Regions from separate parts of the Homo sapiens genome. Here region 2 is linked to region 1. Evidence: read pairs that join two places in POLR2A ChIA-PET (ENCODE). Cell type or tissue: B cell. All regions are shown on one strand. Region 1 overlaps AFF3 (ALF transcription elongation factor 3). Region 2 overlaps AFF3 (ALF transcription elongation factor 3).

Evidence for each region. ChIA-PET counts read pairs that join two places held together with the same protein. Peaks named below come from ENCODE experiments on the same cell type or tissue, not always from the same donor. Only the 100,000 strongest peaks of a DNase experiment are listed, where the experiment ranks them.
Region 2: POLR2A ChIA-PET joins it to region 1 with 7 read pairs; 2 of 35 experiments call an interaction of 5 or more read pairs at or near these places.

Annotation. Positions count from the first base shown.
Region 1 is chr2:99,585,547-99,593,546 of GRCh38, forward strand. It overlaps AFF3 (ALF transcription elongation factor 3), which reads right to left. Exons shown (of 25, transcript NM_001386135.1): 15 at 7,649-8,000; 16 at 1,608-1,732. Among named protein-coding and RNA genes, the nearest start is that of REV1, 100 kb to the left of the region's middle. In B cell, no CTCF peak of the experiment used is centred here; no DNase peak of the experiment used is centred here.
Region 2 is chr2:99,733,403-99,741,402 of GRCh38, forward strand. All of the region lies in intron 10 of AFF3 (ALF transcription elongation factor 3), which reads right to left. Among named protein-coding and RNA genes, the nearest start is that of REV1, 250 kb to the left of the region's middle. RefSeq lists a silencer at 1,991-2,191. In B cell, no CTCF peak of the experiment used is centred here; no DNase peak of the experiment used is centred here; H3K27ac peaks cover 794 bases.

The DNA.
Region 1 (8,000 bases):
AACCTGGGGTCCAATAACTTGAATAGAGAAGTGACCTCTTCATTTTCACTAACCTCTCACTGTAACAGAACATTTCCTTCAACTATGAGTAAAGGTATGAAACCAGAGTCATGGTTTAGCAGGAGCAGTAGTACAACACTTGAGACCGTGTCACCGGTATAAATCACAGCTATTTTCTTTTTTTCTTTTTCTTTTCTTTTTTGAGATGGAACCTCTCTGTCGCCCAGGCTGGAGTGCCATGGCACAATCTCGGCTCCCTGCAACCTCTGCCTCCCGGGTTTGAGCGATTCTCTGGCCTCAGCCTCCCAAGTAGCTGGGACTACAGGAGTGTGCCACCACACCCAGCTAATTTTTTTATATTTTTAGTAGATACGGGGTTTCACCATATTGGCCAGGCTGGTCTTGAACTCCTGACCTTGTGATCCGCCCGCCTCAGCCTCCCAAAGTGCTGGGATTACAGGCGTGAGCCACCGCACCCGGCCAAATCACAGCTATTTTCATATCATATTGCAGTTGTGCATACATACGGTTTATATTCCTCACTGCTTAGAAATTCTGGAAGCCACCAGATCAGCTAGAAAGGTTATTTAGTGCATTAACAAGCACTAAAGGATATCACACATTTAAAAATATTTGGGGACTACATTTTCCCCATTTCCCCTTTCCCAATATTTTGGGCTGGCATCCACCCTGCAAAGAGGACCGAGGAGTGGGCAGCATGCAGGGGCAGCCCTCCCTCCTGCTCAGACCCACAGGAGCCCTCGCCTTTCAAGGTGATTCCGGCGCTGCAGTGTGCCTGTGTGTGTGCACCCTCACCCTCCAGTTCCCTCGCCAAGTTTTAGCACTGCTCTACATCTTTTCCTAACCTTTCAGTTTACATTTTTATGTGTTGTGCCGAGACATTCATCTCTCTTCAAAATTCTATGTATACGGTCAGGGAGGGTGAGGAGTGTCTTAGAGAGGAAAAGTGGTTTCCGTGCTGTGGTATTTCAAAATGGAAAGAGCTTCTACGACTGATGATAAGCTACTTGTTTCTAATAAATACCTGGGATCTTGCTTTGCTTGTAAGCCATTCATCACAGAGGGGAGTCAGTGCTGGATGCGTCCATCTGGAACCTCTTGAGAGGAGTGTGTGGGTGGCCATTTAACCTTGGGAGCACGGACCCTTCTAAGGCCACAATTTTAGTCTATATCCAATTAATTGCTTTAGGTGCTACACATGGAGATTCAGCTTGAAGTGTGTATTTCTTCGTCTGTGTAATAAGCTTAGTGTTCTTAGGAGTTTAGCGGTTACCATTAAAATATTGATTAGAAATTCAGTTATTAAGTTTTTTTGGGGGAAGGGCATGTCTTGGGGAGTGCAGAGCTGTGTGTAACTAGTATCTGGTCTTTGGTTATGGAGAAGAACCTTGCGTGAGTATCTGGAGCTATAATGTGTGGCACATGTGTAGCCATAATAATAAGATTTGGGTTAAAGGAGGGAAGCAAGTCTGCAGACCTTGACCAGAGTAGTCCTCAAAAAGCCTGACCCTCCTCCAACATAGCAGGTGACTTTCAGACCCAGAGATCTCTCCAGCTCACTTCCACTTTGGAGGGAATGCACGTACCTGTTGATGTTCATGTTGCAGTGGTTTGCAGACAAAGTATTACTGGTGGAGGTGGCCAGTCTTGAAGAGCTGTCTTTCTCTCCCTGGGACTTCTTGATCTCCCTGTAGTCGTCTTCGTTGTCACACTGTATGGGAATAAACTAAAGTCAATCAGCACTGGATTTCAAGAGGTATTATGAGTTCCCAGGCACCGACTTCCACAGAGCAAGGCCTCCTGGGAGCCCCACTCACCTGGCTTCCCCGAAGCACAGCCTGAGCAGCTGTGCCCCTGCCATAGCTTCCCCATTAGCTCCTCAACAAGCAAGGATGAAATCTGTCAGTTTTACAATTGACAGCTGATGGAGAGGAGAGGCACGACGCCATGATTCAACATTTTGAATTCTGAAAGCTGCTCTGCCATCAACCGGCTTAGGATTTAGCCCTCCAACTGGTCTGAGTTCCCACTGCAGCTCCAGCGGCACTCACCTTGGCATTTCTTGGTATCAGAATAAAGTACAGCAAGTGTGTGTTCTCTGGGATTCATGCCATAAGGGCAGTGGCAAGCCTGGACTTTTCTGTTTTAAAAATTCTTGCTTTGGCCAGGTGCGGTGGCTCATGCCTGTAATCCCAGCACTTTGGGAGGCCGAGGCAGGCGAATCACGAGGTCAGGAGATCAACACCATCCTGGCCAACATGGTGAAACCCCATCTCTACTAAAATACAAAAAATTAGCCAGGTGTGGTGGTGCACGCCTGTAGTCCCAGCTACTTGGGAGGCTGAGGCAGGAGAATCGCTTGAACCTGGGAGGCAGAGATTTAAGTGAGCTGAGATCACGCCACTGCACTCCAGCCTGGTGACAGAGTGAGACTCCGTCTCAAAAAAAAAAAAAAAAATTATTGCCTTTTGTGAACTGCAAGCAGAAGCTATTATCTCTTGGTGCCTTAATTCTAGTTTTCAATTACTATCCCATGACATCTTAGAATCCATAAAGTACCTTTTTCTAAAACAGTACTTTGATTGGATCCTTGTTGCCATGATTGGGTTTAATTTTATTTGTTTATTTAGAGACAGTCTTGCTCTGTCACCCAGGCTGGAGTGCAGTGGTGCGATCATGGCTCACTGCAGCCTCGACCTCCCAGGCTCAGGTGATCCTCCCGCCTCAGCCTTCCAAGTAGCTGGGAATGCAAGTGTGTGCCACCATGCCTGGCTAATTTTTTGTATTTTTTGTAGAGACGGGGCTTTGCCATGTTGCTCAGGCTGATCTCAAACTCCTGGGCTCAAGCGATCCTCCCACCTTGGCCTCCCAAAGTGCTGGGATTACAGGTGTCAGCTATCAGGCCAGCCTGTGTTTAACTTTAGATATGTGTTAAGGTGCAACACAAATATATTCAGAAAGTACCATTTTCCATGAGATAACAGGAACCTAGTATGGTATCCTCAGGGCTGTCTGCATTGTTTTCCAGGAGACAAGTGCCAACACCAAAGAGAGAAAGACTCTGACTTTCTCGCTCTGGCTGGGATTTTGCCACACAGCCTCTGCCACAGGGGCTCCCAGATGCCCACACTGTAATAGTACCCCCATGGAGGGCCCAAACCAAAGCTCCGAGTTCTTAGTCCTTAGCTCCAGGGCTCCAGCAGGGCGAGACTCCACAAATTTGACAGCCAGGTCTATGGGGTCCCATCTCCAGCACCCAGTACTGGGGTACTAATGCCCAGAATACCAAGTAAAGAGCACTATAAGAATGTTCTTTCACTTCTCTTGTGTCTGTGTTTAATGATTCTTTAGATTTTATGAGTACAGCCAGGTGTCAGGCTTACTGTAAATGAAGCTTCTTAAGTTAAAATAAAAATGGCCATAAGTAATACAACTATTTAAACACAGAATATTACGGAATTTTATGTAAGTCTTTCTGCACATCTCTCTAGTAAACTCTGCATGCCTGGATGGCTTTATGTATTTCCAATCTGTCTATATATTACCAATGTCTATCTCTGCATATTTCATGTGTATATTTCCATCAGCGTATTCAGTTAGCCATCCATCCCAGAGGTAATAGCCACACTCATTCCCAGATGATTAACTGATTGATTGATTCCTACACTCAACAAAGACTGAGCACCAGCAAGTAGTAAGGAAGACAGGGTGTGTAGAGAAAAACAGGAGGAATAGCAGGTAGGGAAGAAAATGAGCTGCCAAGTATTACTGAGTTGCATTGTTGGAACATATTGTGTGAATCTGACAACACCCCTGCAAAGATGTCAACATTTTTTTTTTTTTTTTTTTTTTTGAGACAGAGTCTCACTCTATTGCCAGGCTGGAGTGCAATGGCATGATCTCAGCTCAGTGCAGCCTCTGCCTCCAGGGTTCAAGCGATTCTCCTGCCTCAGCCTCCTGAGTAGCTGGGATTACAGGCACGCGCCACCACGCCCAGCTATTTTTGTATTTTTAGTAGAGACAGGGTTTCACCATGTTGGCCAGGATGGTCTCGATCTCTTGATCTCGTGATCTGCCCACCTTGGCCTCCCAAAGTGCTGTGATTATAGGAGTAAGCCACCACGGCCGGCCCAGATGTCAGCATTTTCTAGATGGAGAAACTGATGTTCAGAGAAAGTAAGGTCACCTGATTAAGGTCACTGAGGAGGCCAAGGACCATAAATAACCTTCTGGGTCTAGCGCAAAATGAAAACGCTGGGCCCTTTGTTCAAAAAGCAGGAAAAGAGTGATGTTATAAAGCCCTCAAATAGAAAACATTCTCCATTCTTTCACAGTCTCTGTCATGGAGGTGTCTACAGTATTTGCTATACACACTGTACTTCTTTGGGCATGGGGATACTTGGGGAGGCAAGTGTAGCCTCTCAAGGGCTCTGTCTGCCCTTGGACAAGGTATATGTGTGCAGCCCACCAGTGTGGGCGTTCCCCTTCTGCCAATCAGAGGCCCTACCTGTGGTGCCCGAGTTGTCAGGCATTTCCCCAACAACCCACAGCAAGTGGGCAACCCCCAGGGGATTTCAAGACCCTCTTTGGAATGTCTTACTACCTGGATGAGGGATGGGCAAGATTCTTCCTCTGCCTGCACCTAGGCCCCTTCTTGGGGCAAGGGCAGCAATAGTCCCTGGACTAAGACAGGAAGTGGGAGGCTGCCTAGGGCCCAGGGTGCCAGGAGGCAGAAGCGCAGGCAGAACCTGCCCTGCAGAAACAGGCAGGAGGTGGGAACACAGTGAGTCAAAGCTCCATATGCCCCTGCACATGTACCATCAATTTGCAGCATCACAAATTCAAAGATTACAGGAAAAATTTTAAGATGGCAGCCACAAGCATTCAATTCCAAGGGGCCCTGGGTGATGCACACCACTATGGTCCCATGCATGGGGCCCATGAAAAGCTGGACCTGCAGGAGGGAAACGGTAAAGACAGGATTTGAAGTCAGGACACTTTGGTGTGAAAATCCACACACTTTCCATTATATGTGAGCACTCTCAGGGCAATGGGGACCAACTAAGGGCGCCCACTGCCGGCTAATAATGGCCAGTGCTGGGTGGAAACTATGTTGGGGCCTCTTTATAAAATTATCTTTGCTGGCCACGTGCAGTGGCTCATGCCTGTAATCCCAGCACTTTAGGAGGCCGAGGCAGGCGGATCACCTGAGGTTGGGAGTTCGAGACCAGCCTGACCAACAATGGTGAAACCCCGTCTGTACTAAAAATACCAAATTAGCCAGGCATGGTGGCACATGCCTGTAATCCAAGCTACTCGGGAGGCTGAGGCAGGAGAATCACTTGAACCCAGGAGGCGGAGGTTGTGGTGAGCCAAGATGGTGGAGCATCATTGCACTCCAGCCTGGGCAACAAGAGCGAAACTCTGTCTCAAAAAAAAAAAAAAAAATTTTTTTTTCTTTGCATCCATACCAAGGAAAAGCAAAAAGCTGCCCCTTGAACATATTTCTTTTCATGAACTTTCTTGCAAGGGCTTCAAATTCTACTTTATAGGGATAAATTACTTAATGTTATTAATATTATGTGAAGAAAAACATCCTTTGGTACTTTATTTTTTATTTTATTTATTTATTTCTTTGAGATGGCGTCTTGCTCTGTTGCCTAGGCTGGAGTGCAGTGGCATGATCTTGGCTCACTGCAACCTCCGCCTCCCAGGTTCAAGTGATTCTCCTGTCTCAGCTGCCTGAGTAGCTGGGACTACAGGTGTGCACCATCATGTCTGGCTAATTTTTTGTATTTTAGTAGAGATGGGATTTTACCATGTTGTCCAGGCTGGTCTTGAACTCCTGAGCTCAGGCAATCCGCCCATCTCAGCCTCCCAAAGTGCTAGGATTAGAGGCTTGAGCCACCGTACCCGGTCTGGTACTTTAGAATGAATTTCTCTGGTCATAGGTGCCCTTAGGTTACAAAGATGATTGTCATAAAAAGGAGACTGAGTGCCTTCTCCATGCGCACTTACAAAGCAAGAAATATATTCATCGTGGCCAGGACAAGGTAACAAGCTGTACTCCTTAGTCCCCTTCTCAATCAGGGATTCGAAATAGCTGTGAAACGTATGTGTCCAGTCTAACTTTTCTATTGATAGACTAGACTGTCTTCAGAAAACTGGAAAATATACAGACCTCAGACTGATTTCTTATTGTGACGCTCTGAAGCCAGACAGCCTGGGTTAATTCCTGGCTCAGCCCCTTAGGACCTATGTAACCTTGGGCAAGTTGCTTTAGGCTCTCTGAGCCTCTGTTCCCTCTCCGTAAAATGGGTATGACAATATTTGCCTCATAAAGTTATAAGGATGAAATGATTTAACATGTATAAAGTGCCTAGAGCAGCATCTGTCATGGGGACCTATATACCTGTGAGCTGTTGTTACTGAAAACTTTGTCCTAAATTTGGAGCCATCCATGCATATTGCAATCTTGGTCTGTCACCCATTGTATTTTTCACAGTGATAAAAATTACTTATGAAGATACAGTAACAGGAGGGGTTAAAAACCCTCAAAATTGGCTTTAATGGATGATTAAGGTATTCCCCTGCACAAAAACCTTCGAAATGGGCTACACGTTCAGGCTCTGCTGCCAGAGATGCCCCCCAGCTCTCCCTGTCCTTGCTTTTGCTGCCCTTCTCACTCCCTGGACTCACCGCTTCCATTCCTGACCCTGGACGTATTCAAATATCCCTCCTCTACAGAGCCCTGTTTTCAGGGCCCCTCCACCATGAAGCCCTCCTTGATCAATGCTAACAGAAGCAACAGCTGCTGGTTCTGATGCTGCATCAGGGTCTGCCGTATTCATTTTCACCTGCCACAACCTTGAACTTCATGAGGCCACTGGCCTCTTGGGCCAATGAGTGATCCCACCATCAATGTCACCCCATTCCTGCCAGCAAAGAGTGAGGGTTCTCATGTGTTTAGCTTTCTCACAGGCCCTACATCCAGCTGCGTGTGCACACGCTTGATAAATATTTCCTATTTTGACATGCAGTGGGACAAGGCTTAATTACCTATAACTATAAAATAGGGATAATAGGCTGGGCGTGGTGGCTCATGCCTGTAATCCCAGCACTTTGGGAGGCTGAGGCAGGCAGATCACTTGAGGTCAGGAGTTCGAGACCAGCCCGGCCAACATGGTGAAACCCTGTCTTTACTAAAAATACAAAAAAATTAGCTGGGCATGGTGGTGGACACCTGTAATCCCAGATACTTGGGAGGCTGAGGTAGGAGAATCGCCTGAACCTGGGAGGCAGAGGTTGCAGTGAACCGAGATTGTGCCATCGTACTCCTGCTTGGGCGACAGAGTGAGACTCCCTCCCCCCCCCCCAAAAAAAGGGATAATAATGGTACTTCCCTCACTGAGCAGTTCTAAGGACTAAGTTAGATGTTAAGTGCTTACAACAGTGTCTGGATATAGAAAGTACCCTAGAAGTGTGTGTTAGGTAAGGACACACAAAACTCCTGCGGCAGCCTACCGTCCCAAACAGCAGCCTATGGGTGCTCTATCCAAGTACCCACAAGTTAAGAGATAGCCCCTTCCCCTCCACGCCCCCGCACCCCAGTCAGCCCCAGGCCTACCTTGCGTTTCCTCTTGGATTTTGGCAAAGCCTTTTCTGCAGGTGTGTCCGAGGTGTGGCTGGGCGGTGCGCTCTCAGAGTCCTTGGTGGCAGGGGCGCTCAATACCCCTGGCTCCTGGGGCAGGTGTTCTGGGATCCTGGACAGGAGGGTCAGGTCGATTTTGACCCAGAGAGACCTGATCTCATCACTGTCCTTTAGAGGGGAGAGAAGTTCGTTCCGGCCAAAGGGGACCAGTGTGTAGAACTGCTCCTCCAGCTCCTTGGCGATGTCACTGGTGGTCCTGGCGTTGATGGAGCCTACAGGGGCCCTAGGACCACTGCCCCCGTTGGCAGCGGCCTCCTTCAGCCTCTGA
Region 2 (8,000 bases), 150 kb after region 1:
AACAACAACAACAACAAAACTTTTCCCAGTGTTAGCCTTTTTATTTTTTCTATTATCTTTGGATAATGTTAAGTTCTTAATTTTAATGTACTCAAATTTATAGATAATTTTCTTTATTTGACACTTTTTGTGATTTAAGAAAAACATCAGAAAAATGTTTTATACTGTCTTCTAAAAGTATATACTTTTACTGATTTTTAAAAAATACCTGGATTGGTTTTTGTATATGGCGTGGGGTAGGAGTTAAGTTTCGTTTTTCTCCCTAGAAATAACCAGTTATTATGGTACTTGAAGTCCATTCTTTCTCTATTAATCTATATCATCATCTCTGCCATGAGTCCAGTTTTCATACGCCTGTGGATCTGCTTCTGGGTCTCTACTCACTCACTTTCATTGCTCAATTTGTCTATTACTGCCCTCATTACTTAGCTTTAATATATATTTAAAAATATTCGTAAGGCAAAGCTCCAACCTTGCTATTTAGGAACATCTTGGCTATTCTTAGCCCTTTGATCTATTGTATAAATTTGAGTATCATCAGTTTGTCAATTTCCACATACCCAAAAGTTGGAAATTTGATTGGAGCTGTATTAAATCTATAGATATCTGAAGAGAACTTGTATCTTTACAACACTGCATCTTCCAATTCATGTACTTGGTATTAGGCGTCTCCATTTATTTTGATATTTCTTAACGTATTTCAATAGTTTGTTAATTTTCTCCATAGAGGTCTTAACACATCTCTTGACAGGGTTATTGCTTAGTAACTTATATTTTTATACTAATATTAAAAGTTTTAAACTATAATTTTCAGTTGTTAGTGTAGGGAAATGAAATTAATTGTGTATACAGCAATCTTGCTAAATTTTCTTATTAATCCTAATAATCTGTAGATTCTTTTGAGTTTTCTGCATAAACAATATAATTTGAGAAAATGAATGTTCTTCTCCTTTCTAACAGGTACTTTTTTTTCTTAATTTATTGCCTCGACCAAGGATGTCCATCCAGTATAATGTTGCATAAAAGTGGAACTCATGTCTTGTTCCTCATCTTGAGGGGAACGCTGCAAATGTTTCAACACTAAATAGGATTCTTGTTTTGAGTTTTTTTGGCAGATACTGTTATTGTGTTAATGAAGTGGGCTTCTATTCCTGATTTGCTATTTTTCCTTTAAATCATGTATAGTGAATTTTATCAAATGCTTTTTCTTAATTTATTGAAACAATCCTATTTTTCTTTTAATATTTTAATATAATTAATCATGTTAATATTATAAAAAGGATCCAATTTTGAATTCCTAAAATAAGTACAGTTTCTTAATTATGAGTTATATTTTAAAATATATTTTGTACTTGGCTGGATGGAATTTACAAATATTTGACCTAGAATTTTTACATTTATGATCATGAATGATACCTGTGAATTCTTTTTCTTGTACTGGCTTGTCAAGTTTTGATATCAAGGTTATACTGCCTTGATATAATGAGTTGAGAACTGCTGGCTTTTTCTAATTCTCTGAAGAAGGGTGTAGGTTTGGAATTACCTCTTCCTGTGAGTTTGGTAGAATTCTTAGTAAAAATGTCTAGCCTTGAAATTGTGTGGTGGAATGATTTTTAAAAAATTACTGGGCCAATTGTTAAAACGGCTATAGGATTATTCAGGTTATATTTATATGTAAATTTCATATAAAACATATACATATATACATGTAATACCTGAAAAATCATTTTAATCATAGTCATTTCGTCTAGTTTTGAAAAAATTTTGGTATAATTTTGCACATAACATATTTTTGTTCTTGATCTGCATCACAGTTTATTCCCTTTTTGATTCCTAATATTATTTATTTGTGCCTTTTCTCTTTTTGTCCTGATCAATCTCTCTGCAAAGTTTGTCAACTGTATTATAACTTCATTGAATAAACTTTTGGCTCCATTGACATTTAAAATTTTATCTCTGCTATTTTATTAATTTCTGCTTTTGTTTTTTTTTTGTAAATCTCTTTTCCATTTGTTTTGGGTTTATTTTCTCTTCTTTCAGCTCTTAAGATAGATGCTTAGTTCATTAATTTTTTGTTTGCTAGTATGAGTCATTTCCTTATTTATTTAGAGACGGAGTCTCACTCTGTCATCCAGGCTGGAGTGCAGAGGTGAGATCTCGGCTCACAGCAACCTCCGCCTCCCAGGCTCAAGCGATTCTCCTGCCTCAGTCTCCCGAGTAGCTGGGACTACAGGCGCCTGCCACCACACCCAGCTAAATTTTGTATTTTTAGTAGAGATGGGGTTTCACCACGTTGGCCAGACTGGTCTCGAATTCCTGACCTCAATGGATCCGCCCACCTCAGCCTCCTAAAGCACTGGGATTACAGGCGTGAGCCACTGCACCCAGCTTCTAGTATGAGTATTTCAGATGCAAAGCTGCAACTTTCCCTCTAATTTAGTTTCTTCCTCCAGTTTTAATATTAGGTATTTCTATTACCTTTCAGTCCCAAATATTTACTAATATCTAGAGTGATTCTTAATTTCTAAACATGTGTTTTCCCTCCTAGTCATATTTTCATTATCAATTTCTAATTTAATCATACTGTGGTTGGAGACCATGGTAAATATAATATTTATCTTTTAAAATCTGTTGAAACTTGCTTTATGGTCCAGTAGTTGTCAATTTTCATAACTGTTCCCTGTCTGCTTGAAAATAATGCATATTCTGCAGCTGTTGGGTAATGTACTCTTGCTCATTGTGTTGTTTAAATCTTATGTATCCTTACTAATTTTTCTGTTTGCATTATACAACAGTTACGAATTTCTGTTTACATCTTCCATTAAGATAATACATTTCCCCTTGTAATTTGTGACTTTTACTTTTAAAAATTTGAAGCTTTGCTATTTGGAATTTACATATATCAAATTATTTTGTCCATATGGTAAGTTGTATCTTTCCTTGGGTAGTGACCCTTTTTAACTGTAGTAATGCTTTTTGCTTAAAGTTTATTTTTCTGGTATCAGAATAAACATATCATGCTTTTTTATCACCAGTATTTGGCTGGCATATATTTTCCTAACCTTTTTCCTTTCAAATTTTCTGAATCTTTAATTTCTAAATGTGTCATTGTAAATAGCACAGAGCTAGAGTTTTATTTTTTAAATCAATTTGGTCAATATTTGTTATTGAATCATTGCATCTAATCCATTTGTTTAAATTACTGATTTTTTTTTTTTTTTTTTTGAGACGGAGTCTCACTCTGTTGCCCAGGCTGGAGTGCAGTGGCACAATCTTGGCTCACTGCAACCTCCACCTCCCAGGTTCAAGCGATTCTCCTGCCTCAGCCTCCTGAGTAGCTAGGACTACAGGCATACGCCACCACGCCCGGCTAATTTTTGTATTTTTAGTAGAGATGGGGTTTCACCATGTTGGCCAGGCTTGTCTCGAACTCCTGGCCTCAAGTGATCTGCCCACCTCGGTCTCCCAAACTGCTGGGATTACAGGCGTGAGCCACCACGCCCGGCCTTTAAATTACTGATTTAATTTATGCTACCATATTTTTCCATATACTCTGTTTCATTTTCTCTTCTTCAATTCTTTTGGATTAACTAATAATATTCATATTCTATTTTTAGCTTGGTTTGTAAGATGTTCTCCACATTTAGTTTGTAGGTTAAATACCTTTTAGTATAGTTTAGTGGGTACCCTACAAATTGCAAATATTTACTTAATTTATCAAAGCCCAAAGTTAAAATTTTTATCCTTCTCCAAAATAATTACAGGAACTTAGAAGATTTTAATTCCACATTCTCATCTTATTTTATGCTATTGTTTTGTGGATTCCAATTGTATTTATTTTGATTACTTAACAATATATTATTACTGGTGCATGCAATCAACATTGTTTAAATTTTCCCCATATTTACTTTCACTGCATTTAATCTTTCTCGCACCTCACATTCCTTCTGAACAAAGTATGTCTTTTAAAATTTCTTTTGTGAGGATTTACTGGTGGCATACTTTCCCAGCTTTTGTCTGAAAATGTCTTGACTCATTAAATTTTTTTTTTGCAAGATACACAATCCTAAGCTGATAGTTATTTTTTCCCAACTCAGTGATGCTTCAGCTTCTCTGTTTGCAGGCTCCCACTGATGCTGTTGTGAAGTCAGGTGTAAGTTGGTTGAGTTGTTGAAGATATTAAAGGGTATTTTAATTTTTATGTGCACTTTAGCTATAATGTGTGTAGTGTGGACTTTTTTTTTTTTCATTTATCCTTGGTATTCACTGGGTTTCTTGACTCTGTGGATTAATGTCTTTCAAGTCTGGAAAATTCTCAGCCATCAATCATCTTCAGTACTGTCTCGCTTCCCTTTCCCTTTCTGAAATTCTAGTTAGATGCATGTTAGACTTCCCCACTTTATCTCCATGTCTCTTAACTAATTTCCTGTTTTCCATTTCTGTCTCTCTAGGCTGCATTCTAGATAATTTCTTAAATTCAACTTTCCAATTCATTAATTCTTTCTCAGCTATGTCTAATGTGCTGTTACATCTGCCCATGGAAATTCTAATTCCTATTATATTATTTTATTCCTAGAATTCTGTTTAACACTCCTCCAAGTTTTCTTGCTCTTTACCACATTTCCAATCCTCTCTTTTATTTCCAGAAATTAAAGCAAGGGCTCTAATTTCACATTCTAGGCTTGATAACCCCAGTTTCTGAATTAGGAGTCTGATTCTCCGCTGTCCTGTTTGTTCTTGCTCTTGCTCGTGGTCTCGTTTCCTTTTTTGTAAGGGGTTCTTTTCTGATTGTAAGTTGCTCATTTCCCTTAGTGCTCTATTTCTGTTATTATTCATTCCTCTCCATTTTCTTTTTCTGCCACCTTGACTGGCTGTGTATCTTCAATCCCTTTCATATTTTCCATCTGTGTTTTGCTTTATACTCAGAAAAAAAAAGTTTTCAACTTTATATTCAACGTTTCAGACTTCAGCTATTATCATCCCTTCTATTGTTTGTCAATCATATTTTTAATTCTCAAGTGTTCATTTGTTCTGTAATTACCTCTTTTTCATACCAATCTGTTCTCTTTTTATTTAACACAAATAATTTCAAATCTTTCTAAGGACTGCAATTATACTTGAAACTTTTTTCTTCTTTACCTTGAATTAGATTTCCTAGATTTCCTTTGGGACTAGTCTTTCTTTTTGGCGTCACTGGTTATATATTCATATTTTTAAATAAAAAATTGGTTAACAAAGGTAGTTGGCGTGGCTTTCCTGTATCAGTATTCCGATCAATTTTTCTAACACACCTATCCTTTGTAGGGAAGAGCTGATTTATGGCTCTTTGTAAGTGGGCAGGGTATGCTGATGTGAAGGATTCATTTAGGGCTCAAGAGAAGAGAAGCCTCCAGGCAAGCTGTAAGCCCAAGCCCTTCCTCCACCCACTCCTCTAAGAAAAATATAAAGCACTGTACTTTAGGTGTATAGAATTTTTGTTTATTTCCCTTGAGAAATAGTTGACTCTTCTGCCATTACTCCATGTCATCTATTTTTAAGGTCTGGTACTATCTTAGAATGTATTCTGTTTCTCTCTTTGGTATTAGTTCTCAGTGAGGAGTGAACTGTTCAATTTTTTTTTTTTTTAGCAAATATTATGGTACTTTTTGTTTTTGGGGGTTTTTGAGAAAAAATCATCCTGAAAGCTCTGTGTGGGAATCCGTGAGGATGGGGGTGGAGGGGTAATGGTTGAAGGATGGCCAGGTGTTCCCATCACTGCAAGCAATTCGCACTTGTTCTCTCTTGGGGTCCAGTGGAAATGTGGTCTTTCCTGGGGCTCCTGGGGGCTGTTCCCACCACCACTAAAACTTGTTCCTGTCTGATTCTTCCTTTGCTGTGTCACGACCTTCCCTGTTCAGGGGTATTTTTCAGTAGGGTTTTATTACTTTCGGCTTTCCAGAACACAACTAAATTTCTGGTTTGCTGATGGCACTTATTCTGATGGTGCTATTTTGGATTTATTTCCATTTCTACAGCTTCATGGCTATTAGGTGGGGATTCTGAAGGAAGGGGAAGGATTGCTTAAATGCAGTCACTCAACTGAACAGGACGTTCTCATAATTTTTAAAAATGTAGACATAAATCATCCATGTTAATATTCAAGTATCTCAATGCTTAATAAGCTTCCATTTTATAATATCAAGTTCAATTGATCAGTAATTCAGCAAACGATCTACCTTTTAAAAGATTTGTATTGAAAGTCATTTTCTGTTTATACAATCTTTCCTTTAGTATCTATAATACAGTCTTTCTCACTTCAAAGAGAATAGAAGCACTGGCCTAAAATAATGAGTTAGTAATCAATCCACACAGATATTTTGTTTTTGGTTTCTCTGAAGCTCAGTATTTCTCTATTTCTTTTTTTTAATTTTTATTTTATTATTATTATACTTTAAGTTTTAGGGTACATGTGCACAATGTGCAGGTTAGTTACATATGTATACATGTGCCATGCTGGTGTGCTGCACCCATTAACTCATCATTTAACATTAGGTATATCTCCTAAAGCTATCCCTCCCCCCTCCCCCCACCCCACAACAGTCCCCAGAGTGTAATGTTCCCCTTCCTGTGTCCATGTGTTCTCATTGTTCAATTCCCATCTATGAGTGAGAATATGCGGTGTTTGGTTTTTTGTTCTTGCGATAGTTTACTGAGAATGATGAGTTCCAATTTCATCTATGTCCCTACAAAGGACGTGAACTCATCATTTTTTATGGCTGCATAGTATTCCATGGTGTATATGTGCCACATTTTCTTAATCCAGTCTGTCATTGTTGGACATTTGGGTTGGTTCCAAGTCTTTGCTATTGTGAATAGTGCCGCAATAAACATACGTGTGCATGTGTCTTTATAGCAGCATGATTTATAGTCCTTTGGGTATATACCCAGTAATGGGATGGCTGCGTCAAATGGTATTTCTAGTTCTAGATCCCTGAGGAATCGCCACACCGACTTCCACAATGGTTGAACTAGTTTACAGTCCCACCAACAGTGTAAAAGTGTTCCTATTTCTCCACATCCTCTCCAGCACCTGTTGTTTCCTGACTTTTTAATGATTGCCATTCTAACTGGTGTGAGATGGTATCTCATTGTGGTTTTGATTTGCATTTCTCTGATGGCCAGTGATGGTGAGCATTTTTTCATGTGTTTTTTGGCTGCATAAATGTCTTCTTTTGAGAAGTGTCTGTTCATGTCCTTTGCTCACTTTTTGATGGGGTTGTTTGTTTTTTTTCTTGTAAATTTGTTTGAGTTCATTGTAGGTTCTGGATATTAGCCCTTTGTCAGATGAGTAGGTTGTGAAAATTTTCTCCCATTTTGTAGGTTGCCTGTTCACTCTGATGGTAGTTTCTTTTGCTGTGCAGAAGCTCTTTAGTTTAATTAGATGCCATTTGTCAATTTTGGCTTTTGTTGCCATTTTGACATGAAGTCCTTGCCAATGCCTATGTCCTGAATAGTAATGCCTAGGTTTTCTTCTAGGGTTTTTATGGTTTTAGGTCTAACGTTTAAGTCTTTAATCCATCTTGAATTAATTTTTGTATAAGGTGTAAGGAAGGCATCCAGTTTCAGCTTTCTACATATGGTTAGCCAGTTTTCCCAGCACCATTTATTAAATAGGGAATCCTTTCCCCATTGCTTGTTTTTCTCAGGTTTGTCAAAGATCAGATAGTTGTAGACATGCGGCGTTATTTCTGGAAGCATTCCCTTTGAAAACTGGCACAAGACAGGGATGCCCTCTCTCATCACTCCTATTCAACATAGTGTTGGAAGTTCTGGCCAGGGCAATTAGGCAGGAGAAGGAAACAAAGGGTATTCAATTAGGAAAAGAGGAAGTCAAATTGTCTCTGTTTGCAGATGACATGATTGTATATCTAGAAAACCCCATTGTCTCAGCCCAAAATCTCCTTAAGCTGAGAGGCAACTTCAGCAAAGTCTCAGGATACAAAATCAACGTACAAAAATCA